Regions from separate parts of the Homo sapiens genome. Here region 1 is linked to region 2. The links are chromatin contacts, found by Hi-C or POLR2A ChIA-PET in ENCODE. All regions are on one chromosome and are shown on one strand. Each heading gives the region's core, a stretch centred on a gene start or an enhancer-like site at or near the end of the contact. The rest is flanking DNA. Distances are from core to core; before and after follow the strand shown.

Region 1 (5,226 bases), core at 981-3,480, 42 kb before region 2:
ATCAGGCCCCGCCAATATTGCCTCCCTATTCAGTCTGCCCATGCCTTCACTGCCCTGGTACTAAGCTTCCCCTTATGTGTTATCACAGCAGCTGAACTGTGCTGTCTGTGTCAACTCTTTGTTAACTTAAACTACCCTCCTCACCAGACCCAGAGTGAGACTCTGTAATATATAATTTCTCCAGGTTATTCTCATTGCTTTTAGGACAAAGGCCAAGTTCAAACTCCGTAGCATGTCATTCATGATCTGGCCCCTGGTAGTAATTTCAGCTTCATCTCTTAAGACTTGGTTAGACTTGTCAGCTGCTAAAGTTACCACTGTCTGTCTCACCTCAGGGCCTTTGCACAGACAGCTTCCTTGAGCTAGAATACAAGCTGCCTCCCTTGGCCTGCCTAACACCAACTCATTCTCCAGGCCTCAGCTCAGCCACTCCTTCCTCCAAAGGGCCTTTTCTGATTGGTCCTGCTATTGCTTGGTTGGATATTTTCAGATTCTAGAAGAACATTGGTGCTACGAGGAACATGGTGTGGGAGGCTCTGTGTTGTAGTGGCATAAGCACTAGATAGGGAGTGAGAAGATGCCCCAGTGTCTGACACTGATGAAGTAGTGGAGTCCTGGGGAAGTCCTTCTTTCTCTTGGGCTCAGTTGCTCTGCCCACAGGATGAGGGAGTAGGGCTATGCCAGTCATTCTCATGAGGGAGTAGGGCTATGCTAGTCATTCTCATGAGACAGTAGGGCTACACCAGTGATTTTCATGGGGTAGTAGGGCTATGCCAATGGTGTCCATGGGGGAGTAGGGCTATGCCAGTCATTCTCATGAGGGAGTAGAGCTATGCCAGTCATTCTCACGGGGGAGTAGGGCTACACCAGTGATTTTCATGGGGGAGTAGGGCTATGTCAGTGGTTTTCATGAGGGAGTAGGGCTATGCCAGTGGTTCTCATGGGGAAGTAGGGCTATGTCAGTGGTTTTCATGAGGGAGTAGGGCTACGCCAGTGGTTCTCATGGGGGAGTAGGGCTATGTCAGTGGTTTTCATGGGGGAGTAGGGCTACACCAGTGGTTTTCATGGGGGAGTAGGGCTACGCCAGTGGTTCTCATGGGATAGCAGGGCTACACTAGAGGTTTTCATGGGGGAGTAGGGCTATGCCAGTGGCTTCCATGGGATCATAGGGCTATGTTGGTAGTTTTCAAACTATGTCCTTCAGAGCTCTAGGAATTCTGGAGAAAGCTGCGCAGGTGAGAAGGAAAAAGAGCAAAAACAACCTTTGGATCCCACTCCTAATTCTATTCAGGTCTTTTTCAATATCTGCATCATATATTGTGCTTTTATAAGAATTTGTTTTGGAAAAAAGAGGCATTAATAGCTTGAAAACATTAGAAAACCACTGATCTTTATAACTAGGATCTTGCCCAGCTCAAACATTCTGTTGTAACACAGACACCTCCAGCAGAGAAAGAGAGGGAGACAGCTGAGGGTACAAAGATGATTATGACGAAGTCTATGAGAGGACATGAGGAGAGGACATGAGCTGATGGCTTCGGCCCAGTCAAACCTGGCACAGGATCTATAAAAGTGAGAGGTTTTGCGATGAGACTGGACATTTTGGGTTTGGAGTCAAAAGAACTGGGCCTGCTGGACTCCAAACCAGTGACTTATACCCTTGATGCTCAGTGTAATTACCCGGGAGCTTTTGGAAAGCATTGATTCCAGAGTCCACTCCTCAAATAACTGAATGAATCTCTAGGGGAGGGCTGTGGCATCTGAACCCTGCAAAGGAGGAACTGTGATTGTCTTGCTCACCATCATAGTCCTGGTGCCCAGCATATACGATCAGTAGGTAATAAGTAACAGCAAATATTTGTTGAATAAATAAGCGCATTTCATATTAGCAACTGACAGGCTTATATCTTCTTACTCAGATTACTGAGACTTCCTGAGGCTCAGTTTTTTCATCTGTAAAATGAAAAAGTAATTTCTACTCAGAAGTGGTGCTATGAGAATTAGGGATAAGTCAGGTACCTTGCAGAGCATATGAGACATAGCAGTTGCTCTGTAAATGGTGCTACAACCATTAGTGACAATTGATATGACTAAGATTCAGACCAAAAAATACTGGGTTCCAATAAGGCTGCCTTGTATCAGTCAGGAGACTAAATTATTCTCTGATGACAAATATCCTCCAAGTCTCAGGGGCATAACACAGCAAATATTTATTTTACCTGCATTACTTGTCCATCAAGGTTGACTAGGGGTTGTCAGAGTCTCAGTCATATGGAACATTGCCAGTCACCATGACAGTCAAAAGGAATACCCTGGAGCTCCTTCCACTGGCAAGTCTGATCCCAGAAGTGACCCACAACTGATTAGTCAGAAGCAGTCACATGGTTGCATCAACCACTGGGACCCAGCAAGTACAATCACACTATGCCCAGAAGGCAGAGAACTGAAACTTACATTGATGAGCAATGAGAAAGATAGCACCGTAGCTCTATAGAAGTCATGCATGACTCTATATACACTTAACTTCCAACAATGACAGCAGGAATCAACAACAGCTTGAGGCACAAAGTGCTTTGGGCATTTACTGTGTTTTGATACCCATTATTAATTCTTCTTTTTCTCTTTCTTTTTCTTTCTTTCTTTCTTTCTTTTTTTTTTTTTTTGGGACAGAGTCTCGCTCTGTCACCCAGGCTGGAGTGCAGTGGCACGATCTCGGATGACTGCAACATCTGCCTCCTGGGTTCAAGCGAGTCTCCTGCCTCAGCCTCCCTAGTAGCTGGGATTATAGATATGCACCACCACACATGGCTAATTTTTGTGTTTTTTAGTAGAGACAGGGTTTCATCATGTTGTCCAGGCTGGTCTCGAACTCCTGACCTCAAATAATCTGCCTGCCTTGGCCTCCCAAAGTGCTGGGATTACAGGTGTGAGCCGCCATGCCTGGCCTCTTTCTTTTGGAATCATCACTCAACTATAATGTTTAAACCACTTCATGAGATAAAATTTATATGCCAGAAACTTCACCTGTTTTAAAGGTACGATTCAATGATTTTTGTAAATGTTAGAGTTGTGGGACCGTCACCAAAATTCAGCATTTCCAGCACCCCAGAAATGTTCCTCATGTTTATCTGAAGTCAATCCCCACTCACACACCCAACATCATGCAAGTGTTAATCTGTTTTCTGTCTGTACATATATATCTTTTCTGAACATTTCATACAAATGAAATCATGCGATACATAATCTTTTGTGTCTGGCTTCCTGCTTCTGATGATGTTTTAAAGGGTCATTTGTGTTATCATAAGAGTTTCAAAGGTTTTGGAGGCTGATCAAGGAAAAAGATATGACCACGAGATGCAGTAATACATAACAAGCTTTATTGGGTGGTGTCTAGACAGGGTGGCCTAAGAAGGGAGTCCCTTACAGGATGAAACCCGAAGTTTATGGCTCTGAGGTCATCATCTAGGAAGGAAGTAGAGCAAGGGAATTCCTGAAGAGAAGCAGCAACAGAGAGAGGCTTGTAATAAGTTTTGAAGTGAAAGTTCTCCCACATTGTTCTTTTTTGAAATTGTTCTGGCCATTCTGGGACCTTTGCTTTTTCATATACATTTTAAGATAAGCGTGTCAATTTCTGAAAAGTACTCTGGCATTTTTATAGGGATTGTGTTGAATCTGTAGATTTGCATGGAGATGTGTGACTCCTTAACAATATTGGGTCTTCTGATCCAAGAACATAGAATGTCTCTTCATGTATTAAAATCTTTCTTATTTTCTCTCAGCAATGCTTTGTAATTTTCAGTGTGCAAGTCTTGCACTTTATTGGTAAGCTTATTTCAAAATACTCTAGTCTTTTTGATGCTATTGTGAAGGAAATTTTATTTTCATTTTGTAGATTGTTATGTGTATTATTATGTAGAAATACAATTGATTTTTATATATTGATCTTCTGTCCTGCAACTTGCTGTACTCATATATTCATTCTAGTAGTTTAAAAATAATTGGAGTGGATTCCTTAGGATTTTCTCCCCATACGATCATGTAATTTTTAAATAAAGACCATTTTATTCTTCCTTTCTAATCGGAACCATTTCAATGAAAAATATTTTTCTTACTTTACTAGCTAGAACCTCTAGCCACAATGTTAAGTAGAAAGTGGTGAGAGACATCTTGCTTTGTTCCTGATCTTGAGGGGAGAGCACTAGATCTTTCACTATTAAATATGATATTAGCTGTAAGATTTTTATAGATGCCCTTTATCAGGTTGAAAAGTTCCTTTCTATTCCTAGTTTGTTGAAAATGTTTTACTTGAATGAGTGCCGGATTTTGTTAAATGCTTTTTATGTATGTGTTGAGATAATTGTGTAGCTTTTGTCCTTTATTCTATTAATATAGTGCATTACACTAATTAATGTTCAGATATTAAACCAGTCTTGCAATACTGAGATAAACCCCACTCAGTCATGGTATATAATTCTTTTTATATGTTTCTGGATTCATTTTACTAATATTTTGTTGAGGAGTTTTTTATCTATATTCATGTGACTATTAGTCTGTAGTTTTATTTCCCTGTAATATGTTTGACTAGCATCAGGGTAATGCTTGCTTCATAGAATTCTTTGGAAAGTGTTTCCATTCTACATTTTCTGGAAGGATTTGTATTTTTATTATTTAAATATTTGATAGAATTCACCAATAAAGCTATCTGTCTCTGGGGTTTTCTTTGTGAAGAGATTTTAAATTCAATTTCTTTTCTTGTTATAGGTCTATTCATATGTTTTTATTTCTTCTTGAGTCCATTTGATAATGTGCATCCTTTAGTTTCATTTAAGTTACATTTAAGTTACCTAATTTGTTTCCATAACATTGTTGACACTAATCCCTTCTAATTATTTTAATTTCTGTAGGATAGGTAGTGATATTCCCCTCTTTCAGTCCTGATTTTTGTCATTTGTGTCTGTCTCTTTTTTCCCCTAGTCAGTCTAGTTAACAATTTGCCAATTCTACTGATTTTTTCCATGGAGCAAATTTTTCGTTTCATTGATTTTTCAGGATTATTTTGTTTCTATTTCACTGATTTTTACTGTAATTTTTATTATTTCCTTTCTTTGCATGCTTTGGGTTTACTTTCATCCTTCATTCTTGTTTCTTAAGATGAAAGCTTAAGTATTGATCTGAGATCTTTCTTTTTCTACTAACATAGGCATTTAAAGCTATAAATTTTCCTGT
Region 2 (5,314 bases), core at 1,234-3,733:
CCATTACCTTTTCTTACTGGACTTTATTTTCTTATAAACAAAGTTGCCAAATTAATATCCACCCCACAAAAAGTATTGCAAGCATTAAATACGATACTATATGAGAAAGTGCTTCATAAAGTGTTCAGCTGCAACTTCAGAAAACTCAACCTAAACACCTTAAGCAAAATGAGAATGTATCGACTCATATAATGAAAATAGAGCATCTGAACCCATGCCAGTGGGTTCAGATTTCACTCTACCATTTTTTTTTTTTAGAGACAGGGTCTTGCTACATTGCCCAGGCTGGAGTGCAGTGGAATATTCACAGAAGTGATCATAGCACACTATAGCCTTGAATTCCTGGGCTCAAGCAACCTTCCTGCCTTAGCCTTCCTAGTAGCTGGGACTACACATGCGTATACCACTGCACTGAGCTCTCACTCTACTTTTATTCCACAGCCTTCTGCATTGGCCTTATCCTCAGACAGCTTCTCCCTTAGTGGAGCATGATGGCTGCAATAACTCCAGCCTTTTTTCTCCAGTTTCAAGTCCAGTAAGAAAGAGAGGATGCATCTCTTTCAACAGTCCCAGTGAAAAGTGGCATTGCATCTCATTGGCTCTGAAGGTGGATCATCCCTGAACCAGTGCAATAGTACGATTTATCATACCTAAGCCACAAGCTACCTCTGGAGCAGGAGATGAAGTCAACACCACCTGCTGGACTGAAAGTATAGTGGTTTCTCAGAAAGGAAATTGGGATGTTGTTACCAAAGGAAGAGGGAATGAATGTTGCCATGGTGGGGAGGTTGGGGGCGGTGGCGAGAAAAAGGCAGATTTCCTCTAGAATGCCATCAAAATGAAAGTAAATCTAGGCTTTAGCACAAGTCCTAGAATACCAGAACGGAGACGTGCTTTCTTGGACCTTAAACGAAATAAAATTAGGCCAAGTGAAGCAAGTGCCATTTAAAATAGTAGCTATGAATGTATATAATTAGGATTTCAAGAACTGAATGAAAATATAAATGTTTTAAAAATGGGAAGAAAGATTCACAATAAGGAACTAGACTGTTGCAGGGTGGGGGTGGGGTGGTGGGTGGCATGGGGAACTCTGAAAACTCATTAGTTGAGGATAACTACGCCTACCAACAGAATGCAGAGGTGCAAGACTGAGCTACTGGTGCCTGAGTTCTCAGCGGGCCAGAAGGAAGGACGGTAGGGTGGAAGGGCTGGAGTCTCAGTTCTGGGAAGTCTCCCTCTTATCTCGCAGAATGCCTGTCCCTGGATAAAGATCATTAGTTTGAGTTTTTCCAAGATGATTCTAGGAAGCTCCTGCTGGTAACTAAGTCACCCATCCTGGGGTGGGATCCAGAGATTTAGATTTTTTATAAGCTTTCCTGCCACCGAAACGGGTGTTTGGGACCTCACGAGGCCCTGTTCATTCTTCGTCGCTGCGCTCCCCACTCTGTACTGGATGCATTTACTGACGTTGTTGTCTCCGTCCCCAGAGTATGAACCCCCAAGGTGACTCATGCAGCTGTGGGTGCCCGGCATACAGCATGGTGACTGGAATGGATGAGCACCCAATAAACATTTGTTGCAGGAATGCAGGAGGACGGGCAGGCCAGCAAGCAGGCTGCCTGGTTTTTCCCACATGGGCTTTTCTGGGAAAGAAGAGCTTCTATTTTTGGAAAGGGCTGCTATGATTGAGAAAAGTTCATGGCAGCAAAAAAAGGACAGACGTCGGGAGGGAAACACTCCTAGTTCTCCCAGACAACACATTTTTTAAAAAGACTCCTTCATCTCTTTAATAATAACGGTAACGACAATGACAATGATGATTACTTATGAGTGCGGCTAGTGCCAGCCACTGTGTTGTCACTGGGCGAGTAATGATCTCATTGGATCTTCACGGTGGGCGTGCGGGGTGGACAGCCTCACACCCCCATTTTACAGATGATGAAAAGGAGGTGCAGGGAGTGGTGCAGCTGCTTCAGGCGTACACAGATAGGAAGTGACAAGGCTGGGACTCTGCAGCCTGAGTGTGTCATCACGACCCACCCGCTGCTCTGCTCTCATAGGTATGACAGCACAGCTCTGGAGCAAATGCCACGCACATTTGCAAGGTGCCCATTTCCATGCAGCAAAAATAAGTCAATAAGTTATTGACTTACAGAAAAGCAAAGGGCCTCTCAATAAAGAGGTCATTGTACACCTCTCCAAACAGGCGATTTTCTTTCTCATTTTTATTCCCCTGCTGTGTGCTGAAGGTCACTGGCTACAAGCCGGTGAAGTCGCGGAATGGAATCCTTGGCCCGAAAACCCAAAAATGGGAGGGGCAGAGGAGGTGGGGACAGAGCGGGAGGAGGTGGAGGCGAAGCAATTCTACAACCCGGGGAGGTCTGGCCTGCTTTTCCTCCCTGAACTGGCCCAATGACTGGCTCCCTCACGCTGACCACTCCTCTGGGCTGGCCTCCTGCACTCGCGCTAACAGCCCAGGCTCCAGGGACAGCCTGCGTTCCTGGGCTGGCTGGGTGCAGCTCTCTTTTCAGGAGAGAAAGCTCTCTTGGAGGAGCTGGAAAGGTGGGTGCTAAGTTGAGGTTCATTTTGTTCTTCTCGGAGTGTGCTTATTGAGTCTGAAGCTGGGTTGGGGCAACGGGCCTCTTCTTGGGAACAAATTGGATCATCTTCTTGGGAAGGAAATGTACTTTCCCTGGCTGCTCTGAGGGGTTAGTGGGGAGGTGGAGTGAGCGGGGAGGAAGGCAAGGAGGGGAGGAAGAAACCGTTCCTCCTGTGGATCTGCAAAGACCAGTCCAAGAGGATTTTAGTGTTAGGAAAAGGAATCTGGAGTGACGAGAAAGGGGGCCTTTCTAGATGTTGCATGGCTTTGGTGTCGGGAGCCACTTATGGGACAGCAGGTACTCTAAAAAGCCACCTCCTTAGGAAAGCAGAGAGGCCCTGGCCAGCTCAGGCTCCCAGCAAGAGCTCCTTCTAGGAGACAGCTGAGGGATGAAACACACCCAAGGCTCAAGAGGGGCAGGTTCTTCCCAGATACAGACCCAGGAAGGAGATAAAGGCTTGGTGCCTCTATTTGGTTCAGGATAAGGGCCCCTGTCCTCTTTCTCTGATAACACTGTCCTCTTTCTCTGATAACACCGTCCTCCCTTCCAGATCCACGTACAAAGGAGGCCCTTAAAAAGGCACTTGGTCATTCACAGCTCAAACTGAGCAAGAGGCTGTGGGAGAAGAATCAAGTTGGTCCCGAGGGGAAGAGGTGTCAAAGGCTTAAGAAACAAGAAGTCAGAGTTTACCTGGGTTTGAGGGAGAATTTTCTTTCCCCCTTTTCCTCCTCCTCCTCCTTCTTCTCTTTTTTTTTTTTTTTTTTTTTTTTTTGAGACATGGTCTCATTCTGTCACCCAGCACCCAGGCTGGAATGTAGTGGCACGATCACTATCACGGCTCACTACAGCCTCTACCTCCCGGGCTCAAGCGATCCTCCTACCTCAACCTCCTGAGTAACTGGGACTACAGGCACATGCCACCACACCCAGCTATTTTTTTTTTTTTTTTTTGCTAGAGATGGGGGTCTCTACCAGGTTGGTCTCATACTCTTGTACTCAAATGATTCTCCTGTCTCATCCTCCCAAAGGGGTGGGATTACAGGCATAAGCCACCATGCCTGGCTCTTCTTTTGGTTTCAGAGAAAAACATCTCCTTAAAATGTTTATTTCCCAAGGATTCTTGAAAAAGAAAGCTCACTGACACACCCAAAACAATCTGGTTTTGCTCTGTGCTTTTAGGGAGAACTTTCTAAGCAGCAGAGCCCTTCTGAGTGGCAGGGCTGTCTTAGGAGGAAGGTGTCTTTGATGATGGGGAACTTCATGTCCAGGTCTGGCAGGAGAGTTACCCCACTTTCCTGCCTACTCCCTGGGGCTTTGGGGTAGTAGTACCACATTGGGCCATGTCATTTAGGTGAGTCCTTCAACATCACTTTCTCTGCTTCTCCCTCTTTCTGGATCCTCCTTCTTGGAGCCTTTCAAGGGGACCTCCTCTCACAGTGTCCATAGCATCTCTTAGCTAATGGTCCTTAAAATCTCTACCAGCAGCTCTCTCTGATAGCTAAGAGCTGCCATTTACTGGGAACTTTCTATGTACTGGGCTCTGTGCTAAGTGCCCTAGATGAGAGATGTGCAGTGTGGTGCCTAAACCTTGGGCTTGGAGCAGACACACACTTTCAAATCCTGCCTTCAGCTCCTTAGTGAACATGTCACCTTGGGCGGGACACACGCCTCTCTGTGCCTCAGTTTCCTACACTTTAGAATGGGGATAACACTGAATAATGTTCTTGTGAGGATGCAGGGAATTAACCCACGCACAGTACTTATAATAGTGTCTGGCGCCTGTGTTCGATAAGTTTTAGCAATTCTAATCATCTCTTTTAAGCCTCGCAGCAAGCCTCTAAGGTAAGTCTGTATTAGTATCCCTATTTACAGATGAGAAAACTGAGGTTCACAGGGGATGAGACAGTGTACAGTCTGCAGTCCAGCAATTACTCTGCTACTCAGCAATAAAAATAGTAACAGCTAACCCTTAGACTAAGTGGCAGAGTCAGGCTTTAGATTCATGAGGTGAGTTCTGGAATCCATCCCTTTAATAACCACACTAAATTGCCTTTCTGAAATGGTTATATAAAGCATATCTACCCAATCTTGGAGTTTTTTAAATGGCACCTAGTTTGGTGCTGGAAATGCAGTTGACCTTCAAAGCAATTCTTTGGAGGCAGCATCAATCCCTCTGGAAATACCTCGGTGGCATGGCTGGCCTTATTCTACAGGTAAGGAACTTGAAGCTAAGCATCAGTAACCCCGTGAAGTCACAGTTAGTATAGGTTGGAATTGGGATTCAAATCTGTACCTGACTTTATAATTCCTAGCTGGGCCCCAGAATCTTTGATAGAGGTGTCTTCTTTCTTTTCTTTTCTTTCTTTCCTCTTTCTTTCCCTTCCTTCCTCTCTCTCTGTCTTTCTTCTCTCCTTTCTTTCTCACAGAATCAAAATCTCTTGGGGTGGGGCCTGGGCATCTGATTTTTAAAAACCAGACATCTGATGTGCAGTCAACACTGAGAACCCCTGCCAGCTTCATCTCCTCTTCTAAGTGCCAGACCCAAGTTTCCGACTGTCTGCCCACCTGTCTTCCCACCTGGGCACCCGCCAGCGTCTCACCCTCAGGAGACTCCAGCTGAACTAATCCTCTCTCCCTGCTTTTCCAGAACAGGTCCCACCCTCCCTCCACTCAGTCTCTCCTGCTGGGAACCCTGGTCATCTGCACTGTGCCTT

What was found. Hi-C counts contacts between places; a loop is a spot of excess contacts on that map. ChIA-PET counts read pairs that join two places held with the same protein, here RNA polymerase II (POLR2A).
Region 1: a loop to region 2 is called in a map of PC-3, with 5 times the contacts of the local background. The contact joins the enhancer-like site here to the promoter of SOD3 in region 2. A Hi-C loop is called at or near these places in 5 of 168 maps with a recorded cell type or tissue (Calu3, PC-3, endothelial cell of hepatic sinusoid and 2 more). POLR2A ChIA-PET finds 5 or more read pairs at or near these places in 2 of 52 experiments (BJ and H1).

The regions. Positions count from the first base shown.
Region 1 is chr4:24,751,366-24,756,591 of GRCh38, forward strand. No RefSeq gene overlaps it. Among named protein-coding and RNA genes, the nearest start is that of SOD3, 42 kb to the right of the region's middle. Within about 2 kb of position 2,231, at least 3 of the 41 ENCODE cell types and tissues checked have a DNase peak (open chromatin) inside an H3K27ac peak, as active enhancers do; they include PC-3, where a contact is called at or near this core.
Region 2 is chr4:24,793,090-24,798,403 of GRCh38, forward strand. SOD3 (superoxide dismutase 3) reads left to right here and starts at 2,484. Exons shown (of 2, transcript NM_003102.4): 1 at 2,484-2,562.